Linked DNA regions of Mus musculus: region 2 is linked to region 1. The links are chromatin contacts, found by Hi-C or POLR2A ChIA-PET in ENCODE. All regions are on one chromosome and are shown on one strand. The core of a region is the stretch at or near the end of the contact, and the rest is flanking DNA. Distances in the headings are between cores, read along the strand shown.

Region 1 (6,662 bases), core at 969-3,468:
ATAGTACTTAAGAATCCAACTTTACTTAATATGCATCTACATTACAGTGCTTAGGGAAACACACGCGCGCACACACACACACACACACTAAAAGTATTTGATGATAGAAAGATGTGCTGTGCAAAGTGATTACTATTTGTCACCCCCTCCCCCCCCCCACACACACCTTATGTGGACTTGGGATGGACTGAAGGGTGTTTCTGAAAGGTCTACCTTTAGTTCCTATTTCTATTATCAAACTTTTCAATGTGTTTGATAATTTCAGCCCCTGATCCTAGCTCAAGGATGCCTTTCCTATGCCCAGGGGAGAGCTACTCTAAATAACAGTTGCATCTGTGAGCAGCGTGGGGGTGAGGGAGTCTTGGCTTTCAAAGTGAGGATCCCCAGATAAGGTTTCCTGGTCTTTCCTGAAGCAGGCCCTGCTCACCCACAGGTCTTGGCGTCCTTCCCTCTCTTCCAGCCATCTGGCCAGGGACCAGCTTCCCAAATCTGCCTTGGCAACTAGCTCTGCTCTAGCCCAGGAGGCTGTTTGCAACAACCCCTAACTGAGGAGATTACAGAGTCCTCTTGTAGATAATTTCATGTTCCCTGAAAATTCCACTGGGCTATATAGATCTTATTGAAAGCAAGGACCCTAGAGGTGGCAAATTTAGCAGCAGAAATCTGGCCACGAGGGCAGCCTCCCTTTGCGGATGGGATGTGACCATCCACTCCATCTCTCCTTTTGACTGGCAGGCTAGCCTTCTCACATCCTCTGTCCTAAAATCCTTGAGGCTACCTAGTTGTCATGCCCCAGAGCCACCAATTTGCTATTAAATTTGTATTTTTTTGGACTTGAGTTTCATCTAATCCCTGTGGCCAGATCAGTTCTCCTGGCTCCATCTCCTAGCTTCCTAAACTCCCCCCCCCGCCCCCTCCCAAGACAGTCCTGGCTGTCCTGGGACTCAGTCTGTAGACCAGACTGGCCTGGAACTTACAGAGCTCCTCCTGCCTCTGCCTCCCAGATGCTGGGACTAATGGAGTGTGCCTCCAGCAGCTTCCCACACCTTTTTGTAGGCCCTTTATTAAGCTTACAGTCCAATTCAGGAAATACGAAAACCCTGATACTGAAGGAATTTGAAAATAAAACAGGAAGGACAAGGGTGAGAAATTTATTCAGCTCTCTTCATAATTTCCTTGCTGGTCCTTGGGGTTGTGGTAGGCCAGGGGGAGGGCTGTGCCCAGAAGATATTTTGTTTGTTTGTTTGTTTGTTTTTTCGAGGCAGGGTTTCTCGGTATAGCTCTAGCTGTCCTGGAACTCAGGAGGCAGAAGATATTTTGAAGAGCATTTCATACACGGTCCCTTATTTTCCTTCTTATGAGGGACTTGTGAGAAACTGCAACAAGCCAAGGCCCTACATGCATCTTGATCACTGAGTGACTGACTGGAAGGAACAGGAAGAAATTTAGTGTCACCTATCGCCACCAGTGACTGCTAGCTCCTGTGAACAGGGAAAAGGCGACCTCTCCCGAGTCTTTCTGACTCCTCTTATCTCCTAGGGCATCCAGGGTCACTGAGCACAGCCAGGGTCGCATAGGCTCCAGTCTGTTCCCATCCACCTTGGATAGCTAGCCAGCCAGCCACCGCGTCCCGCAGCGCCCCAAACACACTTTCGTTTCTTCCCGTGAAGTTGTGCACGCGTCCTAACCACCCCACCATCAGTAATCCCCGTCCACCTAGCTCAGGCAGAGCTGCCTCCCCAAGGTAAGCTGTTTACTCGTCGCCTTCCTTGGCGATCCTCCCTGGACAGCTGCGGCAGCGACAGCAGCTGCGCCGCGGCCGGGAGCGTCCGGCGCTCCTCCTTCCTCGGTCTCCGAACTCACTACTGCGGGCCACTCACACACTCGGAGCGGCCGAGACCCACCCGGGAGTGTGTGCAGGACTTCGGGAGTGGGCAGGCGCGGGGGCACGCAGCAGCCCAGCTCCTCCCGGCCCCTACTCCCAGTCCAGCCTCCCTCCTCCCTGCCCACTCCAGTGACACTTGAGCGGTCACAGGGCGGTGGAGGCAGCAGGCCCACGGGACTGACTGGCACCCTGAAGAAAACAGAGCAGGGGGCGGGGCGGTCACCCAGACCACCGCCTTAGCGATGAGGGACGCGCTCTCCAGCCAATGAGCTTGCGAGGTGCAACGTGGGGCGGGCCCTAAGGCGGACCCCGAGGAGGAGGTGGCCAGGGCGCTGGAGGCGGGGGCGGTGAGGAGGAAGGGGAGGAGGCGGAGGCGGGCGCGGTGGTGGCGGCGGCCGGCGCGGCGGCGGAGGCGAGGTTGTGCCCCGGACTGTGTCCACCGAGCTCAGCGGCTGTTGCCTGTGCGTGGAGAAGCAGCGGCGCCGCGAGGCAGAGGAGGATCGCGGACGAGCGCGGCGGCGGGACGTCTACGGCTGCCGCGGCCCCGGCGGCGCCCGGCGACAATCGGCGTGGGGAAGCAGCGGCGGCCGCAGCGGCAGCCGCCTCTCCAGCACCGGGAAGCCGAGGCGCGGCTGGCGGCGCTGACATCCGCGGCCCTGCCTCTCCTCCCTCGCCCCCGGCCCTCCCCATGTGATCGGTCTTAATCCCGACCGTGTGCGCGCGTGGGGGCTCCATTGCGCGGCGCCCGGTGTCGGTGCCGGGGTGGGTGCTCGCGTGTGCTTCTCCTCCCCATCCCCCGCCCCGTCCCCAAGAATAAAAGAAGAACCGGGAGGCGTGCTCAGAAAATAAATAAATAACCAGCACACACGCGCAGCCCGGAGCGAGGCGGCGGGGCTGGCGGCGGCGGAGGAGGAGTGAAGGCGGCGGCGGCGGAGGAGGGACGCGCGGAGCCGGCAGTAACTTTCGAGCCAGCCCAGAGCCCAGAGCTCCAGCCGAGCGGTTTGCAGCGCGGCGGCGGCGGCGCTGAGTGTCTGGCCCGCCGGTGCGGTCGGGGTGTGCAGTCGGACGGGACGAGCAGCGCGTCGCTGTCCCCCCCTCCCGGTGGCTGGAGATGTCCGAGCCCAAGGCGATTGATCCCAAGTTGTCGACGACCGACAGGGTGGTGAAAGGTAAGCGCAGCGCCGCGTCGGCCCGGGGTGCACCGAGTGCCGCAGGCGACTGTCCTCCCCTCCCCCGCCCCGGTCGTCCCTCTCCGGCTAGCGCCGGGGACCTTCTAGGATCTCCTGCAAGAGGCGATCCCTTCCTTCGCCGCGCCCTGCCCCCACACCGCCCACCCGGCCCTAATCGGGGCATTTATTTTTATTTATGTATTTATTTGTTTGTTTTCGTGGACGGGGGGCAGCAGTTGGCAAATGGCTGAGTGGCTGGGAGGCGGTGGCGGGGGTGGCGGTGGCGGGAGGGGGCGCCCGGGGGGGGGGGTGACTGCTGGCAGGGTGTAGCTGCTGTGACAGAAATAGGAAGTGGGTGGCTGCTCGCGGGCTTGCATGGGATCGGGTTTATGGTTTGCTCTTTGTAGAGGGAGGGGAGGTGATTTATGGCTTTTAAAAAATTAATAGGGCATTTTAATGTGGCCATGGCTTGCCGCGGACTGGCTCGCCCCGGCACATTGCTCCAGGCGCTCCATTGCAGCAGTTCCCTGGGCGCCCCCTCCCCCTCCGCGGGAAGGGCCTGCACAGGACTCGCGAGAGAGCGGGAGAGCGTGGGGGGAGCCCAGCTCCGGCTGCCGCGCGCCGCGGGGGCGGGGGGACCGGGGCCGCGTGGGGGCAGCTCCAGGCGGGGGACGACCGGAGCCCCCGCTGCCGCCCCGGGATTTCCCCGCAGGCCTGGAGCGACGCGAGCGGTGGCGATCCTCTGTCGACCTCCCTTGCCACCCACGGCTGACTGCCGCCGACCTGTCATTGCTCTTAAAGGGTTCCCCGCTGGTGCACACCTTTAGGGTGGGAAGCTCACCGTGCTCCCTTCCCCCAAGCTCCTAGCACCCCCTTGGTTACGGGCTATTTGGTTGTCTTTATTGCTAGGGGTGATTTGTATGTGTATAACTGGCAGGGATGGCTCTGGGTTGCTGGCTAGGAGAAGCCAGGGGGATTCGTGGGGTGAGGAAGGGGACAACGTGGTTGCCCTTTCTATCCCCACCATCCTCACTGTATTCCAATGTGGAACGGGGAAGAGGAACTGCAGATTCGAAAGGATTAAGTAGTGACACTTATTCTTGGGGTCAGGGTTCTGAGCAAAGCTGAGATGGGCACTAGCCTGTGCAGAGCGGGCCTCTGAAACTGGAAGGAGTGATGGGGGCGGTGTGTGTGTGTGTGTGTGTGTGTGTGTGTGTGTGTGTGTGTGTGTGTGTGTGTGTGTGTGATCAGAAACAGTATCTTATGCAGCAGAGCACTTAGCTAGAGTGCAAAGCAATCAAGTCATTTGCTCCAGGAACACTTAGGTGAAAGTAACCCAGCGCCCTCCCTAAGACATGATCCATGTTCTTTGGAGCTTTAGAAAGGATACTCGCTCCTACGTTTGCTCAGATTTTAAAGTTTTGAGTTGTGTTGTGCTGTGCTGTGTGTGCGTGCGCGCGTGCGTGCGTGTGTGTTATGTTTTCTTTTGTGAGAGAATAAAATATTTTCTCTCCTTTTGGTTATGTTGGAACCATTCCTACTTAAAAGTAGGATTCATAGAGCCGTCAAAATAAAGATGGAATAGGAAAAGCTCTGTAAAAAAAAAAGGTGATAAAGCCTCAGATGCACCGCTGTCTTGTGCAATGATCAGCAAGTATCTCCTTAATGTGTGACGTTTAGGCATAGCTCCAATGCAAAGATACTTTGTTTCCTAAACAAAGTAATAGTTTACAAAGATGATACTATGTGTTGGTAGAAAAAAAAGTCCTGTCACATTCCCTGTTTAGATGTCAAACGTGGATTTCTAAAGTGTGGATTTAGATTGTTATTGTCATCAAGTAAGCTATGTAAAACTAATTGCTTGATATGTTTACCAGTTAATAAGCAGAGCCAGTCTCCAACCATGCCATGGTTCTTTGGCCTCATGTTTCAGTGTCGAGTTTTATAAATGACTTCCTCCAGTAGTACATAGGCACACCCAGAACTCCAAAATTGTGATTTCTGTATTTTTTTCAGAAGTGATATATATGTGCGGAATGTAGATTCAAAATAGGAAACAGTACTCTAATCCCACACTTGTTTGGATAGGGATTCTACTGGAAGATTTTGTTTACAGAAAAAAAAATATTGATGACTCCTGAGTTTCAGATGGGCATGCTGCCGTGGCTTGGCTTCTCTTGGGCTTTTTTTTTTTTCCCTTCACATTTTATGTCATTGGTTTAAAAGTCCTGACACAGCTTCCAGACAACATTTTGTCATGCATAAGATTTTCAGGATTAGTATTTTGAGATGGCCATCTATTTTGATCCCTTTGAATATTATATCCCTATTTAACAAGTGGAAAGCAACACGTATGCTGAGTGGAAAAAATTTAAAGAATATATTTTTATTTTAAAATGCACATAGTATGCAGTACACGAAAACATTATTTTAGTCCCTGTTTTCTGAAACCTTTATGTCAATTGTCATTCTTGAAGTCATTTCTCAACAGAGGAAACGGTTTATCTCTGAGGAGCTATCTCTGTTCTTTAGGTCTTGTCTCCTCTTATAAAAAGTACCTGTAGCCTTATTTGATGCATATAGGAATAGTCAGAGTGGTCCTTTGGCATGCCTTGGCTTTTTCCTACAGTTATCTTTATGGCTGTGATCTGGCTTTTGCCGGATGACAAATTGCTCTTTACAAATGACTCTGTGCTTGTGGTTTTGTTTATAGTCATTTGAGGACAGCTTTCTACAGCTCTCTTGGTTTGTGCTTCAAGAGTGCAACCTTAGAAAGGTAGGTTGAGTTTTACCTTCAACTAAGGCAGTGTGGAGGCTTGTTGAGACTGCTATATCATGCACAGAGTGTTTAAACTTCTAGAAGGAAAGAGGAATGGTGGCCGAAGAGACGAACTTAAGATTATTTCCAGAAACATTACCTCAACTATAAAATCATCTGTTGCTTTCTTTGACTGTTCTGAAGTTAAAAAAAAAAAAAAAACAAATTTAAAAGTTGTTAGACTTCAGAGAAAACATTTTGGCTTTCTGTTTGTTGAGAACCAGTATAATTTGATCCATTTATTTATTTATCATTTATTGGAGCATGCAAACTATATTTGTTTGTTGTGAGAAAGACTGTATATATGTCGAGCGCTTACTTCAAACTCAAGATCCTCCTGCCTCAGTCTCCAGAGGTGGATTTCAGGAGTGCTAAACCGTGTCTGGATCACATTATGCTTTAATGCTATGCGGATACTACTGTAATCAGTAGAAGACTGAGGTTAATAGGGTAACTAGCTCTTCTCCACCCCCAACATACCCAATGGCCTGGTTCCCTCTGCAGTATACCCGAGAAGTCTATTGAGACTTTTGTAGCTGGTCACTTTGTCTGTCTTCTCTGTAAGCTTCCATTTTGGCTATAAAGTTTTGCCCTTGGACAGAAGTATTTGGAGTAGATTAGACTGTGGTGTTGAGCTTATGGCTGTGTTCTGGCTCTGGATAATTCTTTTCTCATCGTCAAATATTTGATAATGGGCCTTTTACCTTATCCCAAACTGATTATAATAATAGACTTTTCAGAGTCTGGCAGGCTGTCAGAGGGTAGATTCCTGGGAAGAGTCCTGTTGACT
Region 2 (5,852 bases), core at 1,133-3,632, 1.2 Mb after region 1:
TCCTCCAACAAGGCCACACCTACCAGTCCTTCCCAATCAGTTCTACTAAGGCCCAAACATTCAAATATTATGAGCCTATAGGGCTATTTTCTCTCAAATCACCACACTTTCCTTATTCTCCTTATAGGATAGTTGTTTGTTGAGTATATGCTGATTGTCAAGCACATGTTACCATGTAATCTGCATAAGGTTTTCCTAAATCCTTTAAGGGCTATGTGAAAAAGGTGGGGTGGGGCTTGAGCTTTCAAAGGTTACTAACCTTTCTGAAAAGCATGGTAGTGTGCACCTATAAGCTCAGCATATACAATGCAGAGGCAGGAGAATCACAAGTTTGAGCTCAACGTTATCTATATAGAAAATCCCAGGCTAGCCTGGGCTACAGAATTAAGATCATGTTTCAAAAATAAGAATAAAAAACATTTTAAAAGGCACAAGCAGAAAGGGTTGAGAACTAAGATTACAGTGAGGAGGCGCCACAGAACTCACATGTACTTGCTAGTTTATTCTTGCTACCACTCTTCAGTGAAGAAAAGTCAACCTTTTAGTTGGATTCCATGGGAAAAAGCTCACACAGAATTCTCTAGAGAATGGACGTATGTTATGAGGTAAATATCAAGAAATCCCATCAGAAGCCAGGGATAGCCTACTGGGCTTGGCTTTATACTTGGTTTTTTTTTTTGAAGACAGGGCCTCAGTCTGTAGCTGTAGATGGCTTGGAACTCACTGTGTAGACCGTGTGGGCCTTGAAGTCACAAAGATCTGCCTGCCTCTGCCTCTCAAGGGCTGGTATTAAGGATGTAGGTTGCCACCATCACAGCAGGCCAGTCCTTAGGTGTCTGAAATGCCATCGTTGTAGAGTTGACTAGCATTCTGCTTATGACTCTTCTGATGCAGCCTTCTAGGTGCTGGGATGTCAGGAGCCTCAGTTGTTTTCGGCATGTGATGACATCATTACAATTCCTTAGTTCCAATAAGCCTCGGAATCAATATTGTTTGGAGTCTCTCCTCTAGCATTAATGTCCTGGTATCAGAGAGTTCCTCTAATTTCATAAAATCTCCCAAACTTAAGTACTAATAATGTGGAGTTTACGCTTCAATATTCTCTTCATATTACTATTCAATTATGTAAAAAGTATAAACCGGTGATATAACTCGACGGGTGCTAGCTGTGTGAGAGTTGACTACCTGATACCTGAGTTTATCTCTGGAACCCTGGAAAGAGAGCACTCACTCAAGTTGTCATCCGATTTCCACAACTATAGTAATGAGGTGAGCACCCGCGCCCACCCACATGGCCACACAATCATGTTTAATTGAAAAGTGCTACGTATTAATATAAATGCGAAATTCGCAAGACTCAGATAATTATGGTCTCCAAGCAGCGAGTGATAAATGCAGGTGCTGTAGATCTACTAACTGCACGTCTAAGTGGCTGGCATCAGGACAGTACCGTGTGTACAAGTCTATTTTTTTTTTTAAGCCCAGCATTTGTAACTGATTACATGAACCATCTGTAACTGCTTGTGAATCATGTTACAGTTACCCCACTGACATTTACCAACATTTGTCATGTGGCAAAATGTTTTAGTGTAGGAAAGCTGACACATAATAGCTTTAATGTTTCAACAAATCAACTTTAGACACTAGGCTATAGGTGCATCCCATTGATGCGAAGTCTTCGCAAAAATATGGCCGGTGACTTCATTATAAAAAACCGCTTCATCCCAAGCTTCCTGTGTGTAGACAAAATTACTTGTTATCCCCACGGTAACTTGGCTCCACTGTTGTTATGAGACAGGATGAGGGGGGTGAGGGGTAACAAGAGGTGAGGACAGAAGTGGAGGAAGATGAAAAAACTACCGGGGGTGGGGTAGGTGACACTTTTATCAGGGAAGTGGTTCACCAAGTAGAGGCCGAGCTGAGCTCTTCTTGCCGGACGCCTTCGAGCCACCTGTCAGAAGGCAGGACTCTGAAGGAAACCGAGATCTGCGGACACGAAAGGCCAGGCCAGAGGGCAACCGAGAGGCGCCGGTTGTCAGCGAGGGGGCCAGGCTAGACCGGGAGGGAAGCTCACGTGGTCTCCGGAGCACCGCGGGGGAGTGGAGGGGGGGAGGCTGCAGCGGGGAGGACGCCAGCGCGCGCTCCTCCCCAGCCTTCCAGCTCCTCCCTCCAGGCACGTGACACCACCGTCCACTCGCTCGGTGGCGCAGCGCTCTGTTGCTGCCCTCCCGCCGCGGCGCCCCTTCTTCTCCCGGTCCTCGTCCCGCCGCATCTCCTCCCCCCCTAACTCATCCCCCACGCGCCAATCATCGCTCGAGCTCCCGAGCGCCCGCCCCGCCACTCCGCTGTGCGTTCTCCCATTGGCTGGAGCCTCAAGGACGCGTCCCGAGGGCGGGAGGCAACCATTGGTGGGCCGAACCGGCCGAGTTCCCGGATGAGGGAACATTCTGCAGTATAAAGGGCGCGAGGAAGGCGGGAGACGGCGCAGTTTGAATCGCGGTCCGACGGAGGAGTGGGCGCTGGGATCTCGCTGAGCGTCCGCCTGGCCTCGTCTCTTCCTCGCTCGTCGGAGCTTCAGCACGGTCCGAGATGGTAACGTGAAGAGTGACGGCGGGCGGCCGCGGGCTGCAGGCTCCGAGCGGGCGGGGCCGCCGTCCCCGGGGCTGGGAGAGGCGGCGGCGGCGGCGAGTGGGAGCGTGCGGGGACGGGGTCGGGACGAGCGGAGGGGAGGTGTTTTCGGAGCCCCGGAGCTCCAGGCGGGAGGCGACGGTTGGGGGGGCGCGCACGGCGCGGCTGGGAGCCGGCGCGGGGGCGCGCAGCCGCGGCGGGCTCGCGGCAGGGGTCGGCGGGGGAGAAGGGCGGGCGGGGGGCGAGCGGCGGCCCGGGGTCCCCGGCGGGGCGGGCGGCGGGCGGCCGAGCGCGCGCTCGCTCGCCTCCAGGACGCGCTGTGGTGGGGGAGGGGCGCGCCGCCTTGGTAATTCTATCTTCTCCGTCCCTCCCGGGCTCGCGGGCGTCGGCGGCGCCGCAGGCTGGCGGTAAGGCTGGAAAGGACTCCGGAAAGGCCAAGACAAAGGCGGTTTCCCGCTCGCAGCGAGCCGGCTTGCAGGTGGGTAGCAACTGCCGCAGTCGGGTGACCGGGCCTTTATGTTTGCACCCCCCTTGCTTGTTTGTCTGCACCCTCCATGGGTGTTCCATCTTAGCATGAGTGATGTGTCGCGACTTGGCCCTGCGGAGACAGTGAATACTGGGGTTTGGGGAGGGGGGGCGTCGGATCACATGTGTGTTAACTGGCGGGGCGCGTTGGTGCACCACCACCGTCCTTGGCTTTGGCGCGCACATCTTATCTTAACGAATTTCCTATCTTTGTGCATTTTTTTTCTTGTTTGTTCGTTTGTTTGTGTGCATAAAAATCAAGTTCCCTGTGGGCCGTATTCATCGACACCTGAAATCTAGGACAACCAGCCACGGACGTGTGGGCGCGACCGCCGCTGTGTACAGCGCAGCCATCCTGGAGTACCTCACCGCAGAGGTAAGCGGGAGTACGCCTGTGATCTGGAAAAGCTCTGGGGGGGCGGGGGAAAGTGGCGAGAGAGGAGGAAAGTGATGCAAGAAAACTCGCAGGCCCTAAGAGCGGCGCGCAGACCGAGGGAGCGCTAGAGGGAGCTCGCGTTCAGCCGAGGAGGCTGCTGGGCCAGAGTGTGCTGCTCCTGCAAATGCAATTGCGTGCCCCTTCGGGGTTTTTTGGGTGGTTTTTTTTTTTTTTTTGCATAATTCTGCATAATTTTATCATTCAGGTAGTAGGGAATGACAACAGTTGGTAAATAACACCATTGAGGTTCAAAGATCTTGATTGAAAGTAAGTTGGAATATTGATCATCAGATTTTTATTTATTTTTTGCCTTTTAGGTACTTGAGTTGGCAGGAAATGCGTCAAAAGACTTAAAGGTAAAGCGTATCACCCCTCGTCACTTGCAGCTTGCTATACGTGGAGATGAAGAATTGGATTCTCTGATCAAAGCTACCATTGCTGGTGGTGGTATGTCATCCCTAAACTCCTAACATTCTATTTAAGAAGAAAATTCCTACACTCCCATTGTTTCTAGAAGAGATTTCAGTACAGGGTGCTTTCATGGGGTTTGGCTTTCCACTTAGTTTTTGCTAAGATCATTGTTCATCCCTCAAGTTTTCACTTTGTATATGAATTTTACCTGCTTTGAGTTCATGTATTGTTTTTTTAAATGTTTATCCAGAAGGTAGACTTAATCTGTGTCCCTCTCCTAGGTGTCATCCCACACATCCACAAATCGCTGATCGGGAAGAAAGGACAACAGAAGACTGTTTAAGGATGCCTGGATTCCTTATTATCTCAGGACTCTAAATATTCCTAACAGCTGTCCAGTGTTGGTGATTCCAGTGGACTGTATCTCTGTGAAAAACACAATTTTGCCTTTTTGTAATTCTATTTGAGCAAGTTGGAGGCTTAATTAGCCTTCCAACCAACCAAATTTCTGCATTCGAGTCTTAACCATATTTAAGTGTTACTGTGGCTTCAAAGAAGCTATTGATTCTGAAGTAGTGGGTTTTGATTGAGTTGACTGTTTTTAAAAAACTGTTTGGATTTTAATTGTGATGCAGAAGTTATAGTAACAAGCATTTGGTTTTGTACAGACATTGTTTCCACTCTGGTGGATAAGCTCAATAAAGGTCATATCCCAAACTAGCTTTAAACTTGCTTAATAATCGGGACTTACCTTAGATCTCACTCAGCAACAAGTACATTCTCTGCTTACTAATTAAACAGTGCATCTGTAGTCATAACCCCGTGGTACTTTTGTTGTTTCTTTGTATCATATGACCTCTTAGGGTCTTAAAACTTGGGAAGAAGCTGGAGGTAACTGCTTTTGGCGTCCCCCCCCCCCCCAATTGACAGTTAACTAATGTGAAAGGGCCTGTATCCTAAGGTGGGACACAAGTACAGAGACCCTCAGGGTACAACGAAAGTACCTCCACCGAATGAACTTCGGATATAATTTGCTTTTAGTGACCAGACACAGGTGTGAAATGCTAGTCACATCTTGATTCATGCCAAGCATGTTCCATTATTATACATTGACCCCTTTCCCCTCCCTGAGCCTTAAGACATGTATCCTAATTCCTGGAGCAAATCAAACAGAATAGGAGGTGCTTAAGCAGCCTATGTGGATGAAAGAACTTCCTGCCTTACAGCTGCTTTAACCCAAAGAGCTGCATTGTACCTGCCAGGTGGCAGGTGGGTCAGATGTGCCGCTGAGAAGGGCTGGGGAACTGCGGGGGTTGGGGGTTCCAGGGCTTCCGATCCAAAGCAGGAAGCGCCTGTAGGACGAATCCATGCGGCAATCACTCCCTAACGGAGGCCCAGGGCTTCCCAAGACCTAAGGGCCAGGAGGCCTGGCCTCTGATCCTTGTGGATCTGGTCGTGAGGGTCCCTGTCCCCACCCCGGTGGCGCGGAAGGCGGGCTCCGGGCCACACCGGAGCCTAGGGGCCGGGGCGTCCGCGCTCCGCCAACCCACGGCCTCCCCGCCCTCCTCCCGGGTTACCGCGTCGGCTTTACGGTCCGCCAGGCCCGGGAGGGACGCGGCTGGCGCCGCTGCGGCCGCGGGGGGCGGGGAGGCGGCCGTGAGGAGGCGGAGCTGCGAGGCCGCCCGTCGCCGGGCCGCCGCCGCGGTGCCCGCTCCTCCCCGCGCCGTGCCGCGCCGTGCCCCGCCCGGCCGCCTCGCCTCCTCCGCGGCGGGCCCCCCTCGCAGCTGCGCGGCCGCGGACACCGAGGCAGGCGCGAGCCATGGAGGGCAACCGCGACGAGGCGGAGAAATGC

What was found. A loop is a pair of places that touch in the nucleus more often than their neighbours do. ChIA-PET counts read pairs that join two places held with the same protein, here RNA polymerase II (POLR2A).
Region 2: a map of left cerebral cortex shows a loop between it and region 1 (3-fold over the local background). The contact joins the promoter of H2az1 here to the promoter of Ppp3ca in region 1. A Hi-C loop is called at or near these places in 1 of 37 maps with a recorded cell type or tissue (left cerebral cortex). POLR2A ChIA-PET finds 5 or more read pairs at or near these places in 3 of 5 experiments (Patski and embryonic stem cell).

What each region holds. Positions count from the first base shown.
Region 1 is chr3:136,667,848-136,674,509 of GRCm38, forward strand. Ppp3ca (protein phosphatase 3, catalytic subunit, alpha isoform) reads left to right here and starts at 2,219. Exons shown (of 14, transcript NM_008913.5): 1 at 2,219-3,054. The coding sequence starts at 2,997.
Region 2 is chr3:137,862,105-137,867,956 of GRCm38, forward strand. H2az1 (H2A.Z variant histone 1) reads left to right here and starts at 2,383. Exons shown (of 5, transcript NM_016750.3): 1 at 2,383-2,592; 2 at 3,029-3,106; 3 at 3,416-3,529; 4 at 3,907-4,036; 5 at 4,282-4,818. The coding sequence starts at 2,590. The coding sequence ends at 4,343. It overlaps Gm43403 (predicted gene 43403), which reads right to left and starts at 2,222. Exons shown (of 2, transcript NR_169184.1): 1 at 1,861-2,222; 2 at 1,583-1,733. Dnajb14 (DnaJ heat shock protein family (Hsp40) member B14) reads left to right here and starts at 5,571. Exons shown (of 8, transcript NM_001033155.1): 1 at 5,571-5,852. The coding sequence starts at 5,820.